Linked DNA regions of Homo sapiens: all the other regions are linked to region 3. The links are chromatin loops, found by intact Hi-C in ENCODE. Cell type or tissue: PC-9. All regions are shown on one strand.

The links. A loop is a pair of places that touch in the nucleus more often than their neighbours do. Peaks named below come from ENCODE experiments on the same cell type or tissue, not always from the same donor. Only the 100,000 strongest peaks of a DNase experiment are listed, where the experiment ranks them.
Region 1: it touches region 3 in a loop (7-fold over the local background); 4 of 110 quality-filtered maps call a loop at or near these places.
Region 2: a loop joins it to region 3, with 11 times the contacts of the local background. A loop is called at or near these places in 5 of 110 quality-filtered maps.

Annotation. Positions count from the first base shown.
Region 1 is chr1:209,486,896-209,494,895 of GRCh38, forward strand. No RefSeq gene overlaps it. Among named protein-coding and RNA genes, the nearest start is that of MIR205, 59 kb to the left of the region's middle. In PC-9, a CTCF peak has its summit at 3,318 (motif pointing left); a DNase peak (open chromatin) is centred at 3,296.
Region 2 is chr1:208,648,014-208,656,013 of GRCh38, forward strand. No RefSeq gene overlaps it. Among named protein-coding and RNA genes, the nearest start is that of LINC02769, 14 kb to the left of the region's middle. RefSeq lists a silencer at 4,346-4,532. In PC-9, CTCF peaks have their summits at 4,481 (motif pointing right), 4,682 and 6,416 (motif pointing right); no DNase peak of the experiment used is centred here; H3K27me3 peaks cover 151 bases.
Region 3 is chr1:209,432,009-209,440,008 of GRCh38, forward strand. It overlaps MIR205HG (MIR205 host gene), which reads left to right. Exons shown (of 4, transcript NR_145437.1): 4 at 196-541. MIR205 (microRNA 205) reads left to right here and starts at 125; the gene lies at 125-234. RefSeq lists enhancers at 966-1,563, 1,564-2,163, 2,762-3,359. In PC-9, CTCF peaks have their summits at 3,851 (motif pointing left) and 4,053; DNase peaks (open chromatin) are centred at 1,433, 1,833, 2,333 and 3,883; H3K4me3 peaks cover 2,736 bases; H3K27ac peaks cover 3,810 bases.

The DNA.
Region 1 (8,000 bases), 55 kb after region 3:
TTACACAGGAAATCCACAATATGAATAACTGATCAAGTGAATACACAGATTTCTAGATAGGATAAATCTTCATTATTTGGCAATACTTTATGTGGAGTCTGCTTGTCCCTGTCACCACCATCCCCAGCCCTTCTGTAGATTCCCAGGGTTGAGAGTGAAAATGACTCAGAGGAAGTGGTTCAAGCTGAGATGAAGTGTGCAGTAAGTCCTGGAGCTATGGAAGCAAAGAGCTTCCCTAGAGGAAGGTGTAGTGGGACCTAGGAGCAGTGGCTTGAAAAGATTTGGGGAATGGAAAAAGGGAAAAGGACAGGACCAGATGAAAGAAGACAAACAAACAGGAAGACAAGAACAGAATGAAAGCTTCCTCAAAGGCCAATTAAGTGATCCGAAGGAAGGCTATATGAAGCCTTAGCAACTGCTGCATACACAGCCACCTTTTAAAGAAAGTGGCCCCTATCCATCCTTTTCCACTTGCTGACTATTATAGGCTGAATTATGCCCCCTAATAAGATATGTTGAAGCTCTGACTCATAGCACCTCAGAATATGACATTATTTGAAACTAGGGTCATTGTGGATGTAATTAGTTAAAATGAGGTCATCCCAGAGTAAGATGGGCCCTTAATTCATTATGACAGATATCCTTCAAAGACAGAAGAGTCTCAGAGACCCATAGGGAGAATGCCATGTGGTGACAGAGGTAGAGATTGACATGCTGCTGCTGTAACACCAAAGATCACTGGCCACCACCAGAAGCCAGGAAGAGACAAGGGAAATGTCTGTCCAGAGTCTCAGAGGAAGCAGGGCCATACTGACACCCAATTTTGGACTTAAAGCTTCCAGAACTGTGAGAAAATACATTTCTGTTGTTTTAAGCAGCCCAGTTGGTGGTACTTTGTTATGACAGCCCTAGGAAGTCAATTCATTTGCTGTGGCACAAGCAGTAGTAGGTTTTGCTAGAGAGATCATCCCTGCTACTCAGCAGATCAGTTGGGCATGGACGCAGACAAAGACAACTGGGTGCCTCTGAGCCAGCCTGTCACTCTTTGTCCAGTTGGGACATTTCCACAGAGTGGAGGCAAAGCAATCCAATGATTCCCTGGCTGTGGAGCCACATAAATGCAGATAAAGAGAGGAAAAGAGAGAGAGAGAGAGAAGGAAAGAATGAGAAAGAGTGCAGATTAAGATCCAGCTCAACCCTTGTCATGATTTGCCAAACAGAATCCAATCCTAGTCAAATCTTCAGCTAGAAGGAGGAGGTATCCACTACAGAGAAGGGATCTTTGGCGTAACAGAGGGATATTCCCCAGAATTCCCCAGAAGGGAATATGATGTGGGCAGGCACTGCAAAACAGACCTGCTGCAGGGGTGAAACATTGCCCTTATAATAACTGCAAAGCCTGAGCTTGCAGGCAAGAAGAAAAGAAAGGGAAGCAAATGTATATAAAGAAGTGTGGAGGAACAGAGGGATGTAGAATGCCCAACCATCCCAGATTGCCTTGCACTGAGGGGGTTCCCGGGACATAAGACTTTCAGGTTTAATACTGGGACAACCCTGAATAAACGAGGATGAATTGGCCAGCCAAAGACAGTAAAAGAGTAAAGTGGAAGAAGCAAGTTTTGCATGGTGAAATATATTGTCAGCACCCAGAACATGTTTACAGAAGTGACCTAAGCCAATACAGATCAATCTAGACCAGGAGAGCCCATGGTCCCACTGCAACCTGGCTAGATGGGCCTGTCAGTGGATTCAGGGGAACTTGCACTGAGGATTCACTCAGAACCTCTATGCTGACCAAGGGCCCTTGGGATGGCAATGGTAGGTGACATGAGGATCAGATCCCTTTCTGCAGTCTGGAAGGCTTGCCCTGTCCAGCAATCCTCTCTAAGGGGATGAGCTCTTCACACTGAACTGGAGGATTTACCTTCTTGTCCAGTGGGGTTGGCCTGCCATATTCCTCAGCCCTACAGGGAACCCTGTAAGTAATGAGTCCAAGGCCCTGTCTACAGAGATACTTTTTTATATCTCCTTGTCTTTTACCCCACACCTGCCACAAATTTTATATGAAATATTCCCAAGGATGCATGAAAAATGTCATTCACCAACTTATCCCCACCAGGTGGGAGAAGGCCTCCTGTTTATGTTTCCATGTCCTTCCAGGCATATGCCCATCATAGCACTTTCAGAGTATATTAGGGTCATTGATTTTATTTTTCACCTTCTCAGCTTGTGATCAATTTCCTTCATAGTAGAGCCCATACCTTGCTCATCTTTGAAATCCTAGAGCCCAGGAAAACACCTGGTATGTAGGAGTTTCTCATGCACTGTCTGGCAAGTAAACTAATTAATTAATTAGTTCATGTTGATCAAGATGATCCTTCTCTTTGTGTCAAGTGTCTAACACTTGCTAGATCTAAGACCCAGCACTTTCTTGGTTTTTAATATATCAGTCATTAAGCCATCTGCATGCAGATGAGAGGTAGAAAACACTTCAGAGCCCTGCAGCCTCAGAGGGTCACCTGAGTGAGCAGTCAATGCGGCCAGCTCTAAAGGGCTTATGTCAAGGCAGTCACAAGGGCTTGGGAAGGAGATGCAGACACCTGTGCCCATTACAATTATCCTACTTCTACTCTCACCTGTTACTGCGGTTCTAAACAAAGAGAATAAAATAAAATAAAACTGAGTCAAGGAAAAGACCAGCTGCTGAGCTCCAGACAGAAGCTCAATAAAAGATAAACAGAATGGTATAAATTGGCTAAGAGAACATTGGCTGGAATACTCTATGACATTAATTCTATCTTATTAAGAAGGCCCTTGATGATGAGGTGGTAGACCTGGGTCTGATCTCCATTCCACTACTATATATCTCCAGTCAGGTGGTCTAGCCTCTCTGAGCCTCTATTAGCCCAACTCTAGCTTGCTAATAACCTTCTGCTCCAGGTCCGTCGAATAGACATCTGAACCAACACATGTCCGACATTTTGACCTCTTCTAACGAGGCGCCCTAGAGAAATTCAAAGCAGAGAATTTTCTCTGCCCTAAAATGACTCCCAGAGCTCCAAGGACAATTATTTTAGCAAACCTATTGATGGACTTAAAGTTTATGAACCCGAAAGCTAATGTACCTTCCTCTGTAAAAAGCAAGGCACTGCTAGATTTTTGTCTGCATAAAAACTCAAACACTCACCTGGGAAGTCTGTTAGTAAATAAAGCTTATCTTTTGCAAGATGCAAGCATTCTACTTCTAGTTTGGCACTGTTCAAAATTCTTTTGTTCTGAAATTTGAAAAAGGATAGGCCTAATGTTTCACTGACCTCCTGTGGGCATAAGGAAGAAGTACACTAATTCCTCAGATCTGGATATCCTGGTGTGGTCTAAGGAAGAACGTCTTAAATCTTACCTACCTGATGGAAAATTCATACAGAATAAGATTACACATGCTATTTCATCTCTTCTCCCAGGATCCCTCAGGCCCGTCATAAGTTCCTAATCTAACGGGTACTTAAATCCATTAGATAGATTTCTACAATGGCAGAGCAGGCAGTGTGCACAGGAATCATATGAGGAATTGATTGAAACATAGATTCCTGAGTTCCATTTAAGAGATTCTGACTTTGTGGGTCTGGGGTGGACCTGGGAATTTGTATTATTTTACTAAGCAAATGATTTTGATTCTGATGCAAACAGCACTGTGGATTTTACTTCGGAAAATACCAACTCGCCAAATCCCCTCATGTTATAAATAAGGAAATTAAGACATTGAGAAGTTAAATGTTTTGCCCAAACCCAAACGGCTAATTAGAGGCAAATCTGGACTTGGCACTAACTTCTGATTCTGTCATTTGCAATCAAAATAGTCACCATTTAAGGGCACTTATTATTCATCAGGTGCTGTGCTAAATGCATTGGCTCATATAATCCTTCCATCAATTCTGCGGAGAAGACGGGTAGTATTACTAACTCCATTTTATAGGTGAGGAAACAGAGGCTTAGAGAGGTGAAATGACACATTCAGGTACCAAAAAGCAGAACAAGACTCAAACTCAGTGCATGTGACTTTAAACTAAAGCTCTCCCCCACTGCCCCACTCTGCCTCAGAAGCATAGCACAGACTTTAATCTTTTGTGGCCCTCTGAAAAGCAGGAGTCCCCCCAAATTTGAAATGTAATGATGCACATGTGACATCCAAGGACACACTTTAGCAAACCTTCTCTCTTCCCTCAAGAGAGAGAATCTTCAAGATGGGGCATCTTTGTAAATCTCAGAAAAGGAATCTTCTTCACCACACCCTGAAGCAACTTGAACTCAGTATCAGCTGGGGCCTTTCAATCAACTGGAAGATCTGTGCTGAGGTTGTAATCAGAGCCTCTTCAACAAGCATCAGACCACTGAAACTCAGGAATACAGAGAGCTGTTCAACTAGGGGATGTCTTGGAGAAAAATAAAGACTCTTCAGAAAGATGGGTTCAAAATCCAGTCGGGGAAGTCACTGACAAGCACCGTTTAAATGAATCAAAGGAAGAAGCAGGATTATTCTCATGCACCTATTTCTCTCATTAAGCCTTGTATTAGTTATCCGTTGCTATATGACAAATTATCCTAAAAGTTAGCAGCTTGAAACAACATTTATTATCTCACACAATTTCTGAGGTTGAGAAATTTTGGAGCGACTTAGTTAAGTGGTTCTGGCTAGCCTCTGAAGTTGCAGTCAAGCTGTAGGCTGAGCTGCAATCTTCTGAAGACTGGAGGATCTGCTTCCAAGCTCATGCATGTGGTTATTGGGTAGCCTCAGTCTCTCACCAGCTGAACACCTCAGTTCCTTGCCACATGGGCTATTCCACAGGGCTGCCTTAGTGTCCTCAAGACATGGAGGTGGTCTCCCTCAGAGTGAGTGATAGAAAAAGAGAGAAGCCACAATGGAAGTTCTGCTTTTTTATAACATAAACTCAGAAGGAAAATGCATATTCTGTTGGTCACAGAGAATAACCCTGCTGCCATGTGGGAGGGGTTGTGAAAGGAAAATAAATATTGCGGCCTCAAAATCACTCAAGCTGGGAACTGCTTAGGGCAAACCTGTCTCCCATTCTATTCAAAGTCACCCCTCTGCTCACTGAGATAAATGCGTATCTGATTACCTCCTTTGGAGAGGCTAATCAGAAGCTCAAAAGAGTGCAACCATTTGTCTCTTATCTACCTATGACCTGGAAGCTCTCTCCCCGCTGAGTCTTCCTGCCTTTGCTTCTAGTTGTCCCACCTTTCCAGACTGAACCAATGCTCATCTTACATATGTTGATTGATAGCTCGTGTCTCCCTAAAATATATAAAACCAAACTGCTCTGACCACCTTCAACACATGTCATCAGGACCTCCTGAGGCTCTGTCACAGGCATACATCCTCAACTTTGACAAAATAAACTTTCTAAATTAACTGAGACCTGTCTCTGATTTTGAGGTTTCACGGGATCTATACAATAGTATAAATATCAAGAGGTGGAGACTTGTGGAGGACTGTTTTGAGTCTGGCTACTGCAAACTCCTTCTCCTGCTCACCTTTCCTTGTCCATACAGGTCCAGGTAACTCCTCCATGGGCTACACACTATGCTAAGCACCAGTGAGGTAGTTGTGACAACAGCCAGTCTCTTGCATCTTGGAGTTTTCTATTTAATGTAAGAAATAGACATTAGACAAGTAATCACACAAGTAAATGTACAACTAAAAATCTGTGAAGAAACTGAGAAGGAAAAGTATGATACATGATATAAGAGTATAACATGTGGTGGGGGAGCTGTAATTTGCACTGAGGAAGTTAAAGAAAGCTTTCCTAAATAAGTAAAATTTTAAATTAAGTCTTCAAGGCCAAATAGGATTAAGCTAAAACAAGAATGGGAGAAAGACCATCCTGGCAGGAAAACAGCATGAACGTATTTCCTATAAAGGGGAAGATCATGACACATCCAGGGATATGAAAAGCCAGTGTAGCTAGAGCTCAGTGGGCAAGGAGGCAGTGAGTTCCTCCCTCCTGGAACACTCTCTCCACTCCTTGTCTCTTCTCTAAAGTATACCCTTAGAGCTCAAATGAAGCCTCACCTCCTCTACAAGTTCTTACCTACTCCAACCGTCATCTCTCATGCCTTGTTCAACCCTACACAACCTAACTCTAATGCCTTGAAATTTCAGAGTAGTACATATCACACTGTGCTATTTTATAGATTTTTTTCTTTCTCAGTACAATAAACTCTCTTTGCAAGAAACTATAACTAGTTTCTATATCCTTGTGTACCTAATGTAATGCATAACATATAATAGACATTCAATACGCTCAAATAAATGATCAAAAACCCCATGCAAAAAGTAGGATTGTAGCCCTGCTTGCATGCTTGTACATATACATGACTGTGCTTTTTTTTTTCTAAAGGCATGCATCACACACACACACACACACACACACACACACACACACACACATCTAAAGAGCAGGTTCTGAAAGTGGGGATGGTAGACAGGAAAACTAAAATCTGGTGGGATTAGACCATCCTGAGTGATTTTAATCCATTCAAAGGAAGTAAGGACTTGTAAATATTTGAATGATAAAAGATTAAACACACACGGTTAGATTTGCTCTCTCCAAAAATCTTACTAATATTACAGCAAAGGGATTTTTAAACATAACTTTAAAGACAAACAATACAAAATGATGCAAGCAACAACATTTTATAAGTTGGGCTACTACTCAGATAAAGTAGCTTAGTGATTTAACAAACTTGAAAAAGTTAAACCCTAAGCTAGTGGTAGAGAAATCCAGCAAATAAATCAATGTATACTGAGGAACTTCCAAAGGCTCTGGAATTGGCAGCAAGGCAATTCTGGAAGTGGGGATGAAAGTGAAACTGAAAATAGGAGAAAGGGTCTAAAGTCAGCTTAGAAGCAGTTGCTCCTAGAAACATGCCTTGAATGACATGCAAGGCAATTCATAGAAAAACTATTACTATGGTACCATACTTACAAAGCTCAAAACAGGCAAAACTGAAAACATACATTGTTTATAGATATATACATATATGATTAAACTATATTTTAAAAGCAGGGAAATGATTAATACAAAATTCATGACAGTAATTACCTCTGTGTCAGGATGGTGAAGGAGGCAGGGAGGTGGAAAAGGGAAGAAACGCAGAGGTAGGTACAAAAATATTTGGAATGCCTTTGTTCTTAATTGATGTTCATTTTGTTAACATGCTTCATAATTTACATATGTGTTATTAATATGGTTTGCATATAATATTTGTATATTTTATCTTGTATAAATATTACATTGTGTAAAAATATAAACAGACAGCCAGATCTCTTTCTTCCAAGTGTCTGGGTGACTGCCTGTTCCCCATCCAACATGAGCTGAAGATATCATCTCTAAAGAGAGTAAAACCAAGGGTATTTGGAATAACAGAGAGGGTTGAAGGGTAGAAGACAGGTGCCATACTTTAATCAAGCCTAAAATGAATATTGTGTTCCGTGAATTGTGATCTTCAGCCTTCTCCTTCCAATCAGTTTCCAGCATGCTTGCAGCCAGGCCTATAAGGTAGATATTTGAAAGATGTTTCTTGGAGAATCAGGCCGGCCCAAAGGAAAGGGCTAGATTTTCACATGGGAGGTTTCTCAACAAATGGTCCACACTGAACACATTATAGTGAGGCTCAATAGTCAACAAACTGAACCTATGTGTTCAGGGATTTAAGTTTGCTTTTTAGTACTCATTCATAAATATTAACAAATGACCAGGGACATCTAAATATCTGAGGGAGTCCTCTAGTGGAAAAAATAAACAACAAAATCAAGGAGAAAATAACAACTTGAAAAAACAGAAAATTCAAGGAAAACAAAAGTATAAAGTTGTGTATCACCAATGTTCTCAGGAAGATAACAAGACAGATATTGTATCCATGAAACATAAGCAGCATACTATAGTGAAGGAAAGCTAAGTAAACAGAAAAGTGCTCTTGGA
Region 2 (8,000 bases), 780 kb before region 3:
ATGGAAAAAGCCCAACCCTATTTCATTAAATCTTCATGAATATGCAAAAGAGGAGTAATTGCCCTCTTCAAAAACTAATCATTCTGAATTTTACAAGCTGAATTATAAAACCTGACACACATATTTTTCTCTTTTATTATATTTGTAAGCACTACTCCTTCTGCAAAGAAAATCAAGTCCTATTTTTATCAGTTGCCTCCATCTCCCCTTTTTTTTGCTCCCGACCCTGTTTCTCCCTCCCTTTTGCTGAATGCTGCAGCATTGCCATGTGTATTAATTGCCCTGTGAAATGCACTTGAAGTCATTAGAATTTCCCATTCAAAACTGTTATCTTGTGCCATTATGCCTTTGCATTATATTTATTTAAATGTGCCTCTTCTGAGTTAGCTCATTTTTAACAGCTAGCCATGCCTGAAATATTGTTCCCATCCAAGCTGCTCTCGTATCATTTTTCTCTCTTCTATGGAAGAGATGTCTGCACTCTACCCTTCTGCCTTGACAGGCACAGCTTTGTGGGAAGGCAGACGTTGGTTGTGTGTAACAGGCTTCCTTGAGAAGGAATCCCAAGCTCGGGATATTTCTGCAATGAGGGAACCCCAGGGTCTGGATTAGATATATCCTTCCCAAGAGCAGGTTGCCTATTATCTGTCATATTTGATCTTCATTTATTCTAGAGCATTGACTGAAGAAATGGAGAAATCAAACCCAAGCTTCTAGTATGTTCTTTGCCTTTTGCTCTGAAGAATGCAACAGCGATGCCAATTATCACAGGTGTGACTTCCCAGGCACCATCCAATATCCACATGGTAATCTTACCTTGAGGAGAAGTAATGAATTAAATGGCCATGCAAATTCCCTCCCAGATGTGGGCTTCTTGGGGCTATAGGGAAATTCTGATATCACTTCTCTGACACTGAACTTTTTTTTTTCCCTACTAAGACTTTCCCTACTGTGAAAAGGAATAGCTGTTCCTATTTATCAAATGGACCTTTCTATTTTCACTTGTCTACTAGAGAATTGGCTTCCATTCCCATCTTCTCTCCAGTCAGAGGAGAAAACATACTTGATATGGTTTCACTGTGTCCCCACCCAAATCTCTTCTTGAATTGTAGCTCCCAAATTTCCCACATGTTGTGGGAGGGACCAAGTGGGAGATAATTGAATCGTGGGAGATAATTGAATTGTAGGGGCAGTTTTCCCAGTATTGTTCTTGTGGTAGTGAATAAGTCTGAGAAGATCTGATGGTTTTATAAGAGGTTTCCCCTTTCCCTTGGCTCTCATTCCCTCTCATCTTCTGCCATGTAAGACATGCCTTTCACCTTCCACCATGATTGTGAGGCCTCCCCAGTTATGTGGAACTGTTAGTCCATTAAGCCTCTTTTTTTTTTTTTTAAATAAATTACCCAGTCTCAGGTATGTTTTTACCAGCAGCATGAGAACAGACTGATACAATACTTTATTCAATAACTGAGCTTAGAAAGTATTATTCTTACATGTTTGTACCCCAGAAAGAATTCCACTGGGTAGCTTTTGCTGCTAAGCTCATGGGATCTCTATGTCACATCTGTGTAAAGCATGAAACCAATAACACAGCATCTCCCTAAGTGTGGTCTCACAGAGTTCTTATTTTACCCTTATTATAACATTTTACTTATGAGAAAATTGGAATAAAGAGACTTGACTAAAGTTTACTATCTAGTGAGTGGTGGAGAATGAATTTGAGCTCAGGTTCATTCTGGATTCTTTTTTCTTTCTATGACACCAAGCTGCCAACAGTAGAAATAAAATCAATGTGTAGACATAAATAGTTGGTAGAGAAAATCAAGAACAACATTATGATTGGGTTGGTCAGAAGTTTGACCTGGAGATTAGGAGGAGTGCTTTATGATATGAGGAGCAGGATAAATAAGTTTATCCTTCTGTAAAAAACAGAAAGTTGAGACCTCAGCACTCTTAGGATTCTTGCAAGGCTTCAATAAGGTAAGTTTAGGCAAAAGCTTTTGTGAGCTATGATGAAAGCTGCACGTGTGCAGAAATGTTAACCTTTTTGTTCACTGATGAATCCCAAGTACCTAGAATGTTGTCTGGGTAAATTCTTTTAAAAAGTCTTCAGTTGAATGAGTATGTGACATTATTATTATTGTCAGTACCCTTGGAGGTTCCCTTGATGTTATTATTAGTAAAGCATCAGACACCTGAGCTGGGAGTCTCAAAATCTAAGGGACTAGTCAGCCTACCAACATCACTGTCTGTGAACCAGCTCTGAACACCTCTTGCCTACGTGCAATAGAGAGACCTGGCAGACGAGGGGACTCTGTAATTACTCTAGGGTACTTAAGACTAATGAACAGGTAAGGCCAGCACAAATAAAGGTGTTAAGATATATGTTGGCCTTCCATTAACCCATTCGATCTCTCACATCAGTCAGTCTAATTAGACAGTGGAGACTTGTGCCAGTGGAGACTTATACTTCCTGAATTCTAAGAAGAAAAGGAAGTAACTGGGAATTGAGGAGTGCAGGGAATTGATTGAAATTCCCCTATGAAAAAGGCACCAGGCATCCTACGTGAACCTTTGCACATAGGCTCTGGGTTAGGGTTGGGCATCATAGTGGTTGTCTGCCTGCCCCATGGTGTTATAAGCAGGCTGGGGCATAGGAAAATGAGGTTGAGAATATACTGCATGTTGTAGTTGGTGTACCTCATAACCTCAATACTGACAGAAACTACCATACAGTCTAGTTCTGTCTCTTGGATTTCTTTTTTCTTGTTAGGGAATGATAAGAGAAAATACCTTGTGGAGGTTACATCTGGCTTGATTTCCTCCTAAGGACTCATCTGGCACAACTAGCAGCCTCTTGCTGAAAGGAGAAATATCCCTTCCTAACTTTCATGTGGAGGACCTCAGCACATCCACAGTAGAGAGCTCAGGAAAGATGCTGTGTTGGTCCTGAGAGGTTTGCACCCCCATCTGGCTTGAATCTCTGAAAACTTCCTGTCCAGCCCTATCCCTTAGGAAAATAGAGAGGGCTTTCTCTTATAAATATATTTTTTAAACAAGTAACATCCAGAAAAAGCAAACCCATCCTTCGCTTGCTATGTCAGCCCACAAGTCAAGACCTCCATCAACAATGCCTTCTTTCTAAAACAACCAAACCACAGAAGATTGCTTCTCTTTCAGAGGATGTCCTGTGATTGTGTAAGCGGCTAAAGGCTGCTGTACTTGAACGTCCAAGTACCAAGAGATGTAGCAGGGAGGGATGACAGGCAGCTTGGGCTAGGGTAGGAGTAGGTGAGGCAATACCTGAGAAATTCTGTGAGAAATTGGAGCCTCTGTAGAGAGGGTGTGGCTGAGGGAGTGGATGGGGTAGAACGCGTTTTTACTTTTCAAACACTTTTTAAAAAATTCTACTGTCAGATGACCCTATTCATTAATTCATTTTCTCCCTGAAGACTATTGAATATTTAAGCCAGGAACCTGAGATGTACCCAGCGATTTCATATCAGGTTATATCCGGCTTAATTTCCTCTTACAAGGACTCTTCTGACACAACCAGCAGCCTCTTCCGTATTCCTGGATGGCCCCATCGTTCACTGCCACAGGGACCCAGCAACCCCCTCCTCTCTGCAGCCAGTCCATATCAAGCCGACTTCTTTTCTTCCCACCGAGAAGATTTGTTATTCTCATGTACGGAGAGGGAATTTAGAGATGAATTTGCAGGTGGAAGAAACTCTCTCCTGACTCAAAAATACTTATGTAAAATTGGCTCCAAACACTAAGCCAATTTTTGTGCAAGGGCTGGGGTTTGAGCCTGGTGAAAAACCAGTCTCTTTTTTCTTTTTTTTCTTTTTTTTTTTGAGATGGAGTCTCTTTCTGTCGCCCAGACTGGAGTGCAGTGGCGCCATCTCGGCTCACTGCAAGCTCCGCCTCCCGGGTCCACGCCATTCTCCCGCCTCAGCCTCCCGAGTAGCTGGAACTACAGGCGCCCGCCACCACGCCCGGCTATTTTTTTATTATTATTTTTTTAGTAGAGACGGGGTTTCACTCAACACTTCCATGTCTTTTCCTAGAGTCAGTAAACAGTTGATCGCAAGTGGGAAGGTAAGGGCTGAGGGCCTGACTCCTAGCTCCTACTTCATGGCTCACTAGCTGAGTGATTTTGCTCAAGAAGCCTAAATTATGACTGATCATCTCGTCTTTAAAAAAGAGATAATGATGTTACAAAATTCACAGGGCCGATGTGAGAATTAAACGTGATAATATTTGTAAAAGTGTTTTATACAACACCATAAGCATAAGACATATTATTCGTGCTGGCTGGAGGCAGATGTCTTGACAGAAAATCTCTGGAGGTTGCTCCCAATATAAACATTCTATGATTCTTCCGGCCATTTAGTCAGAGTGGAGACAAATGGCTGCAGCTGCTACCCTTAGCAACCGGCCTTCTTCGCTGTAGGCTGCTGTTTGTCACAGTGACCACTAGGTGTCACCTCCTTTTAAAATCTCTCCCCCTTTCCCAAGCGAATCTAGATCCTTTCAGAAGCAAAAGGCATTGAAGACGGGGTTTAGTCAAGACTGGGGGAACTTGGAGTACTGTCTCCTCCACAGTGACAGAGGTCTTTTGCAAGGATCAAAAGGACTCTTGAATTTAAGAAACATGGATGCATTCAACACACCACCCTTTCTTGCTTGTTCTCAGCTCTCTCTCAGTACTAGTGAGATTAGACTGTTAATTCAAGTCTGTCCAGAAAAAAACTGTGGAACCATTTTGAGGGGTCTGGGAGAAGAAAACTCGCAGCTTTATCTGAACTCCTTGAGAAGAGAACAGTATGAGGAAAAGCACCTGCAAAGCCCCCTTTCTTTTTCCATAACTAGAAATGTGTCTAATCTCACTGCCAGGACCTGTTTATCAACAAGCTCCTACTCAGATTCCCTCACAACATGCCACTAGCCTGAGCTCAGAGCAAGCAATTTGGTTAAAAAGGCCATTGAGCTCTAAGGGTTTTCACTCCAAGTCAGACAGAAGGAGGCTTCAAGAGGTTCTAAAAAGAACTCTGGACTAAGAATGGGGATACTGAGGCTTTAGGCTTCAAGAGGTTCTAGAAAAAACACTGTGCTGGCGATGGGGATACTGAGGCATTGGTCCAGGCAGTCCACATGCTAGCCGCACCACCTCGGGTGAAATCACTCTTCCCCTCTGCATGTATTTCCTTCTCTGTAAAGGTAAAGATTTGAGTAAGAGGATAATTAAAATCTCCTTCAGAGGCTAAAATTCTATAAAATCACAGAGTTACGTGTGTGGGTAATGTGTCAGATACATAACATTGACATTCATCTGCTTGTTGCCTTGTCAGGACACTTGATGAGGATTCTTGCCAGTTTAAGAAACATGCATCCATTTACTTACTAAACCCCATTCTTTCCCAAGGAGTTCAGATAAAGCCATTAGTTTTCTCTTCCTGAAGCCTTCAGAATGGTTCAGTGGTTTTTCTGGAAAGATTACAACAGACAGTGATGAAAATCCACTCGTGTTCTTATTACTCAGAGGACAAGCCAAAAAGAGCGGTATGTTTAATTTATGCATGTTTCTTAAATTCAAAAGTCCTTTCATCCTTGCTAGTCTTTGCGTGTGCACTATAAACTCCTGAAGGCAGAGGCCACGTCTTCAGTCTATCCTCCTTCCTCTTCCCCCTCCATATAGACTCAATCCAGGGCTCTGTACTCTGCAGTTGTGCAGTAAATACAAATGACTCACTGACATCAATTACAGGGGAAGAAAAGACTTAGTCTAGATGAAAAGTTCTAGAGTATTCAGGTTTAGTATAATATATCAATAATAATGGCTAATCTTTATTTAACACTAATTGATAAGCAAAATAAGGACAGAGATTTGTCATCTGCATTGTTAATTGCTGTATCCAAGAGGCTATAACAGAATAATGCTTGGGACATCTAAGGCATTTGCTAAATATTTGTTAAATAAATAAATGAATGAATATTTACCATGGGTATGTTTTACACATTGCCTTGAGAGGCATTACTATTATTTTCATCCATATTAGGGGGGAAAGAACTGAAACTAAGAATATAAAAGTAACCTGCCAATTCTCATACCTACCGTGGGCAGCAGTGGGATTCATACCAGCTTGTCTGGTCCCCAAATCTACCTTATATATAAAGCTCAACACTATGAAAACAACTTATCATTTCCTTTGATAACATATCTGAGGTGAGAATATATACTTTTCTTTTGTGATGCATTAATAATTGTTTTCCCTCAAAAGAAGAGGATAGGAAAAGATGTTTTCCCAGGTCCCTAACTCCACAGAGTGAAGAGGGGAAACCTTCCATTTCTCTGGAAAGGAAGGTTCAGGAGGAGTCAATTTACAAATCTGGCACTAGGTGGCGAAAAGCAGATTAGCGTATGTGTCACTAAGGACCTGTACTAGGATTAAGCACGGATTAAGTGCTTTGTGTGTGTTGGTGAAAGGATGAATAGGGAAACCCTGGAGGCATTCATAAGAAAAAGAACTTTGGCTTATAAGAAGAGGATTGGAAATTGCCATGATGGAAGAACCCAGGCATGATTCATTTTCTTTCTATAATTCATGTGCTTGTTCTGTAGATATCTGTTGAACACCTATTTATGTCATTATTTTTCTCAGTGCTGGGGATACAGGAGTGAACAAGACAAACATCCCTGCCCATATTATGGAGCTTATGCACTCCTGGCACACCATGGATCCTAAGCAAACTCATATTTCTCCCTTAGTCCTGCTAACCAGGGTTCAGAGAACCTACTGAAGGCTTTGCAGAGATCTTCCCAAACCTGAAAATGAAAATCATAAGAGTTGAGTTATTTTTTCTTAATTATTTCCGATATATTAAACTTCCATAAACACATACACCCTTATTTCATCGCACCTCTTTCCCCATAACTCCCAAAAGTTATGTACATCCTGATTTTATTCTACATCTTTTTTCTAGTCTTCCCAAGGCTGGGGGAAATGGACCCTGTGAAGCACAAGAATGCATAAACTAAATCAGATATTGTAAGATTATTTTATCAATGTTAACTGGCATGAGGAGAGTAATCCTGTACTCGCTGCCAATACTCTTCAAGAAACTGTAAACCTGGTACTGAAAGAGACCTTAGAGATGGTGGATTTTAACTCTTCTATTTTACAAACGGGTCTACTGAAGCCTGGAGAGGGAACATGACTACCTTATGAAGGTCACAGAGACAGTTTGAGTAATAGGCCTGTATCTCAGGTCTCATGTTACCTAATCCAGAATGACACAATTGCAAGGCTCCCAGTGGAGACACAAAGACAGGAAGAAACTTCAGGGGGAGAAAGCAATGTGGAAGTCCTCAAGCATGCTGGATATTAACTGTATGATTTGCCACAGCTTAAATTGATTCTTCCATTAAAATAGGCATTGAGTATGCCCATGACATCTGTTCCCAGGGCTCTCCACTTTTACCCAGCAGGACAATAAGACTTCAAATATGTCAGTAGGTATCCACTGTCCTCATCATCACATGCCTAGGCCGTTAGCACCACCTCCGGGAGTGTCTCAAAGCTTCCCACCTCTCTCTCCGTACTTGGACGAAGTTAATTTTCCAAGCCCACCAGTTAGCCATTCTCCTTCTTCACACCCATGAAGATACTATGTTGTCTCTCAAATCAAATACAGCCTTCAGAGTCTGACATCAAAGGGCTGGCTCAGAGTAAGCATCCATGGTCAAATACCTTCCTGTCAGGTACCAGACACAGGCTTCATGTCAGCAAGTTGCCTTTAATTTGCCCCCAAGCCCTATGAGTTCAGTGTGAGCTGTGAGTGCTCTTTGCCAAGTATATCCAGCTCTTCTCCTTCTGAACGAATACAAGATTGTACTTCCCTGAATCCCTTGAAGTAAAGCACGAATGATTAGAGAAGACCAAGCGCGTGGTTCACAAAGCATCCTACCCCTTTGACAAGGATAGGCTTGAAACAGG
Region 3 (8,000 bases):
AGGGGTAGGAGTATTCAGGTCCTTGACATCTCCCAAATGTGTGATTCCGGGATGCCAAAGGCCTTTGGCCAGGTAATGCAGTGTCTACAGGCTGAGGTTGACATGCATCCCCACCCTCTGAGAAAAAGATCCTCAGACAATCCATGTGCTTCTCTTGTCCTTCATTCCACCGGAGTCTGTCTCATACCCAACCAGATTTCAGTGGAGTGAAGTTCAGGAGGCATGGAGCTGACAACCATGAGGCCTCGGCAGCCACCGCCACCACCGCCGCCGCCACCACCGTAGCAGCAGCAGCAGCAGCAGCAGCAGCAGCAGCAGCAGCAAGAGTAACTCTGACTTAGGAATAGAGACAGCCAGAGAGAAATGTGATCAATGAAGGAGACATCTGGAGTGTGCGTGCTTCTTCAGAGGGACGGGTGATGGGCAGATTGGAAAAAGCACCGCAGATGGGAACCTTAATCTTTCTTTTCTAAAATTGATGCTATGAAAATTTGCGTTTTCTGTAACTTGTAAAAACTAAAAGTTGCTTGTCTACTGAAAAGCCTCTCTGCCTCTATGTTTTATACCATCGGATGCCAACTCCCGGCCTTCTAAGCCACCTCCCCTTTAGGCTAAAACTGAGACATGAACTTGAAAAATTGACACTGGCTTCCTCTCTCTTTAGGGTCCCCAGGCAGGTGGCTGGGACACTATTTGCAATCAGCAAGGAACCCTGCTGCCCTTAGACTCCCCACAGAGCAAGCAGAACTTGCAGAATGGGGTAAAAACACTCTATTAAAGATTTTTTAAACCTATTTATATTGTAATAAAGTAAATGTAAATAAAATTTAAGTGAAGGCAGATTGCAGATATTTCCGATGCTATACAAGATATATCTCATAGTATGGGTGTAGATTCTGCAAAGGTTAATGCAGTTAAACATATTTGACACATAAAAATGTCAGATCCAACATTAATCATTCACCAATTGTAATTGCCTTTCTATGGGTCTCTTCTCCCCAAGACATAGCTTAAAACACCAGGCTCGGTAGAAATCTGGGAGGAAAAAAGCAAATAATACCTCTCAGCTGTCAGGGTCTATGATACGCTTTGATAGATTTAGCACTGATTTCATTCTCTTTACAATTCAGTGTGATTGGGTGTGCGTGTGTGTGTGTGTGTGTGTGTGTGTGTGTGTGTGTGTTACTCCATGTTTCTCCTTTTTAAGGAAGGAGAAGGTGTGGAACAAGAGAAAGTTCCTAAGTCTGAAGGAAGTCCAACCCAGTTATGAAGGGAATGCCATCCACAAGCCTTTTTTATAATTGGCCCCTGCCTCAGGTAAAGGGGTCTCCTTTAAGGAGCCAGTCTGGCTAAATTGGCAGATTCTGAACAAAGCCTGGCCCTGACAAGTCTTCAGAAAAACCGGTTTTCACCTCCAGAATGTGCCCCAGGCAGCAAAATACAATAGCTCTCCTTGGCTGAGTGGTGTTTTTCTTAGGAGCTCACTCTAAAGGAGATTCCAGCTTTGCAGATGGATACCGATCACTTGAATGGCCAAGCCCTGCCCCCCAGCCAGTGACCTCTGAGGGGGATAGGTCTCTTCACCTTCCCCCAACCCTTCCCTGGTTTTTGACCCCTGAGGGTCCCAGATTGCCAGCAGGAACTAAAAGGAATAAACCTTTCTCCAAAATATTTTTCTGTGTCAAGTTAATACAGATTTAAAACCTAGTTTCTGTCACCCCCACCCCTTCATTCCAAGACCCACAGGCAACAAAAGGATGAAGAAGCCAAGCCACAGGCATTTTTTAAAAACATGTTTACTCATAAAAATTGCGTAGCAAATCCAACTGTGGGGTGCTGTTTGTCCAGCAAACTCCTAGTTAACCAGCAAACACCTCCCATTCAAGGTCTGAAACAAGCCCTGAGATCAGAACAAAAAGCACACGACAGACACGATGTGGCACTTTTATTTGCAGCTTGGTTTGAGCCCTATGACCTGGAATCTTTTTATAGGAGATAAGTGCTTGTGTATTTATGTGCCACCTGGCCCAGGTGGAGGCAGGAACCAAAATGGCCAACAATGGTGACCAGAGGGTAGACTGTCAAACACTAGCCAGGGCACAATGCTGTGACTACAAAAGGTTCTACCTGATGTGCTGTTGGGTTCCCCCACACCCAAAGTCCCATGCAAATGCTATCTTCACAAGAGAGGCACAGGGCTTGGTATTTCTGGCACCAAGGTCTGAACTGCCCACTTCCTCCCACCAATGCAGCACAGATTGCTTATTCCCTCTTGCAGAAAAAGAAAGCCCCAAGCCTGGCCCAGAGCAGCTTGCCAGGGAAGCCAGTGTGTGCCCAGAGCTGGAGCAAGCTGCTCATCCATCTTCTATGTCCAACCCCCACTCTTTTATGTCTCATGTCTTCATTGCAAAGCATGACTCGCCAAAAACACAACACAGAGAAAATGGTTTCATCAAAATTCCCTTGCAACAACAACAACAACAAAATAATATTACCCTGCTTTCATTATTCACAATCTTTTATTGAGGCAAAAGGCAAATATCATTGAGCCAAACCTGGATAGACAAATATATACAACCACTGGTAATTTAATATTTTGTGCTAATGGTATACACTGTAGATACAACCCAAGAGGAGTAAATTACAATCCTATCAATAATATATCGCATCCGGGCTCCAGTTTCCCAGTACACGAGAAAATGTGTATTGGCAAAGGCTCTCCAAATATTAAAAGCCATGCATATAATGAGGCAGTGGGTACAGAAGCTAGAAACTCCCACAGGACTGTGCTGTGGTCTTTGTTATCAAGGCCCTTCGGGAGGAAATAGCCCACATCAAAGCTCCAAAACCTGATGCTAAATGCAGACATCCCATTCACATTCTCAGCCGATCTCTAGGTGAAACTTCAATCACAGAATAACCTATAATCAGGGCACCAGTTTGCAGACCGCTTGGAGCACTGCCCCAATTTGGACACCTCAGGTCTATGGTAGATGCCCAGGTTCTGCTGGGGTGACCTGTGGTGATGGACAAGGGACTCCAGAGAGTCCCAGTACAGCTGGCAATATCTGAGAGACCATGTGGCTTTGGAGCAGCCTCCCCAACTTGTATGTGATCCTCCAAAAGAAAAGTGGGAGGAAAAAAAGGCAAGTACTGATGACAGGCAAGGAGCCAACGAACTGCAAAGGGAGACAGATTTACTTTGAAATTTAAAATGCCCCACTTACTAAATTTTTGTCAGTGGATCCAAATTCCCTTACTCCCCACTGCAAGAGAAGCAAATGACAGTCTTACCTAAGAGCAGAGAGGAAATATTTCTACCACAGTAACACTAGTAATCTGGACAAATAAGGTTAATGTGGGCAAGAGGGCTAGTTAGTGCCACAGTCACATGCTGGTACTCCCTTGATTCAGGGGATATTTGAGGAAACTTACAAGGCAGAAGGGGCAGTCTCTTTCTTGTCTCTTTTTCACTCAGCCCCTGGAAGAAAAAGGAGAGGCCGAGGAGGGAAGGGAGGCTGTCAGGGTCTCTCAGGCAAAAGGAACAGGAGGCAGACAGCAGCCCCAACCTCAAGCTCAGAGATGAAAAGCCCTGGCCAGACACCAGTTCATTAGTGGAAATAAAAGCTTCCTAAATTGCAGGGAACTGGCTGGGCTTTCTGGAGAGACACCTACACATCAAAGAAAAATAATGTGAAAAATTCTCTTTGTCTGGGGACAAGAAGCAGCATCTGGGAGTCTCGTCATAGCCTCCCTCCCTCCTCCCCACAATCTCTCCACCATCCGCCTTCAAATCCTGGGAACCTTTTGGAGGGGTGAAGATGGCCATTTTTCCTGCTGCCTGTCAGATAGCAGGGACCGGTGGGACACCTGGTGGGCAGTGGGGGAAATACAGCCACATTGGACCTCAACGTCACTACCCAGGTCTAGAGAGACCTGTGTATTCTGAGATCATGGGAAAAAACAAGGAAGGCATCTTTCTAGGGGATGTGACATTGAAGTGGACTTTAAATGTAGTAGCAATTGACTTAAATTTCTGCTATTTTCAATTGTGTTTGGGAAGAGATGGGTGGCTCAGAATAAATATAAATAAATAGAATCCATAGATAAACAAATACACACTATAATGTTTAATGCAATTCCCACATTATTTAAACTTTACTTAAAGTCGCATTGAAAATAGACACTATCCCAGTGGACTCACCAAGCCAAACACCTGGAAGAAGTTCCCTGAAGATAATCCATAGACGAGAAACTCTCACCAAAGATAATGGAACATTGACTGCTCAAGGAGAATACTGAGGAATTTCTTATTTGCACCCAAGAGGTTGCCAAGAGCAGCCCAAAGCTTCTGAGTCAGCATGTGAAGTGGTTAAGAGGGGATCAAATTAGATCTGCTGCCAATTTGATATGGCTGTGGGACTTTGGGCCAGCCACTTAACCTCTCTAAGACCCAATTTCCTTATCTGTCAAATAGAAATAATGATAATAATAGCAAGTACTTACTAAGAGCCAGACACTGCATGCTTTGTGTATATTAAATCATTTAATGTCTCCAGCCATTTTAAGGTATGACTGATATTTCTGTTTTATGGAGGAGAGAGGGTAAGGGACCAGCCCAAGATCACATAGCCTGCGAGTGGCAAAGCTAAGATCCAACCTGGGCTCCCTGACTCTGGAGTTCACACTTGGAGCTACTACTCTATCCGATCTCTTAATGATAGCATGAGAATTAGGTAAGATAATGCATGCAAACATGTTAGCAAGTGCCTAGGCCTAGTAAATTTCTTGCACTCAAAAATATTATTGATGATGGTAATCTCAGTATCAAGTAAAAGTATCTTCGAGAAGCTTGTCTAGTGCCCACTCAGCTGGAATAAGTAAGCATAGGCACACCTTTGGCTGCCAGAAATCCAGCATTAAACTTACTGTGCCATTTAGTCACACCTTCAGGCCAACCTTAACTTTTATCACAATTATCTCCTCCTCCCATCACCTTCCTTTTAGGAGAGTTTTCATTGCTTTGTTTACCTTTACATTTAGTATATGTATCATACTGTAGGAGCCTTGAGAGTTTTCTTTTTTAAAATTGTCATAAGATCAATGAGAAAGATACAACAATTTTTCCAGGGTAAGTGCCATTTCAAATTTTTACTTTATTTTTCTGAAGGCAGGTGAAAAGTACTGGTGAGAAAGAAGCTGGTGAAGAGCTAATAAAGAAAAAAAAAGTTGGTTTTTTGTTTGTTTGTTTTGTTTTTGTTTTTTGTTTTCTTTTTTGAGATGGAGTCTCACCCTGTCATCCAGGCTGGAGTACAGTGGCATGATCTCGGCTCACGGCAACCTCCTACTCCTGGGTTCAAGCGATTCTCCTGTCTCAGCCTCCCAAGTAGCTGGGACTACAGGCATACACCATCATGCCCGGCTAATTTTTGTATTTTTAGTAGAGATGGGGTTTGGCCATGTTGGCCAGGCTGGTCTCGGACTCCTGATCTCAGGTGATCTGCCTGCCTTGGCCTCCCAAAGCGCTGGGATTACAGGTGTGAGCCACTGTGCCTGGCCAAAAAGAAAATTCTGAGCACATAAGAAAGTAGAAGAATCAATAGAAATCAAGCAAGAAATAGCAAACCAGTGATCAGGGAGGAGGATGCAATCATGTTGCTGTGGCGTGGGCACTGAGCTTAGCAATGGAGAAGCAGCTTCTTGATGAAGCCCCATCCTGTGGGTTCCATCAAAGAAATTTCCAAAGTTGAGGCAGCTCTGACACCAGGAGTGTCATCCCCAGACTGGAGGTCACTCCCCAAGACCTTTCAGAGATGAGACTGGGGACCGTTATGTCACCTGGACCCCTTGGACACCTGGCTTCATATTACCACTCCCTCCTTTAAGTATCCAGCTAATTTTAAAGTATGAAGTTCTTGGCTGGAGAACACTCACCTGGCAAAGTTGCCAACATGAGGGAGATCCTCACCTGAAAATAGACAAAAAGCAGGCCAAAGGAGAAACTAAGACATTTTACGGAATGAGTTCCTTTTGTCTCATTACCTTACCCTGTGACCATCTGCCTTCTAAGAAGGAAGAAAGCCTTGAACAAAGAAAGTGTCCCTTTTAATAACAGAACCATATAAATTACATTTCATTACTATGCCATTATGGCACATTGCATTATAATCCAACTGTTAAAGGCCTCACCTCAGAAGCCCACATCATTCCACTTTGCCCTCCTGAACGCCTGGCTTTTAGCTGAGTCAATTTATCTACTGCAATTAGATCCAGGCTCCCTCCTTCCTGAGTCAAGTCCTTCCCAGCAATGGCAGCAACTTTCCTATGCCCCTCCACGGGGGCTCTATTTAACATTTCTTGCCACTCAGAGCTAATTTTGAAAGTTGCTATGGATTCATTAATCAATGACGTTTTTTTTTTTTTTAACTTTAATATGCTTACAATTTACCTGAGAATCTTGTAAAAATGCAGATTCTGATTCAGCACATGTGGGATGGGGCCTTAGATTCAGCCCTTATCACCAGCTCCCAGGTGATGTTACTGTGATGCCTGGATCACACTGTGAATAGCAAAGGCTTAGGGGGCTCAAGGTTCAAAACCCGGTTCTCCTACACTATTCCTCTCAGTTTAGCAGGAGGCCCAGACTCATGTCTCATCTTGGTGTCTCTCCTTTTCCTTTGGCTTCTCTTTCAAGTCACTGGTGTCTTAGCCAATCTGGGGAGACGGGAGAGGCCCAGAGAAGGCCACAGGAGGGTATGCTTGGCTTGTCACAGCAGCAAAGGCTCTGACAAATGATGAAGAAGATGGGGCCTTTTCTGAATGTGGAAATGGCCGGGTGATCCCTATTCAGGAAACACCAGTGGTTTAGAATAGTAAAAGTGCCCTAACACCTAATATGTGAGGTAGGTTACTGAGAAATGAAACGTTTGTGACCCAGAAACTAAGATAAAGCAACTTCAAGTAGTTCGACAAGTGACAACCAACCTGGAGCAAGTAACCATGAGTACACTTTCGCCGCCAGAAAATCCAGACCTAAACTTAGTGGGCAATTTTCAAGATTTAAGAAGAAAGGAGTTAAGTAATTTACCAAAAGTCAAGATTCTGGGCCAGGCCTTAAACTGACCCAATTTCTTCTGCCTCTTAGTCTAGTGTTGTTTCTAACAAGTCACTTTATTGCTGTGCTGAGAAGCTACTCCTCTCTCATTAACTTTACCATGTAGATTTATCATCACTCTAAAACTCAGTGCTTCCGTTCTTTTTTTTTTTTTTTTTTTTTTTTTGGGAATGGAATCTGTAGAGCTGAAAAAATTTAAAAATTAAATATTGAATATAAATATGTTTTTAAAGGATAGTTATAATGTTTAGCTACTTTTCTTTTCCAGTGTTTACTGGAGAAACAAACTCCATCAATAAATGAACATGCCAAGCAGTGATGTCGGATCAGAAAGTCAGTGACTGGGTGGGAAGAACTTAAGCTGAAGCAGGATAGATCTAGGTTCAAATCCAGTGTCTGTGGCCTTCAGCAAAACAGTAAATCTGTGCTTCAGTTTGTAAAATGTTACAAGGCAAAACAAAGTCCCTACCTTTCACCTTTCAAAGTCATTTCACATACAAAAAGTACTTCATGAATGATAAATATGAAAATAATTATTTTTATGTATCTCAATTGTAGTAGGATACTGAAGAGGATCAGAACATGCCATCTCAAATATACCAACTTGGCAAGAGAATTATTTTGACTTGAAGGCAAGTGAGAAGAAGCAGACATAGGAAAAGTTATTTTTCTCTCCCCTTAACTGCCTAAGAACAACATAAATTTTTTCGTTTGTAAAGGTAACATAAATTTCCAGTTGTAAGTGTGCCTCCCTGTGTTGTACCAGAAAGATAACTGTTCTAGCGGCAACACTTATTACCTGAGATGACTTATCGGACCTCATTACACAACTCTTAATTACCATACATTTTTCTAAACATCTTCCCACAACTTACCCCCACCACAG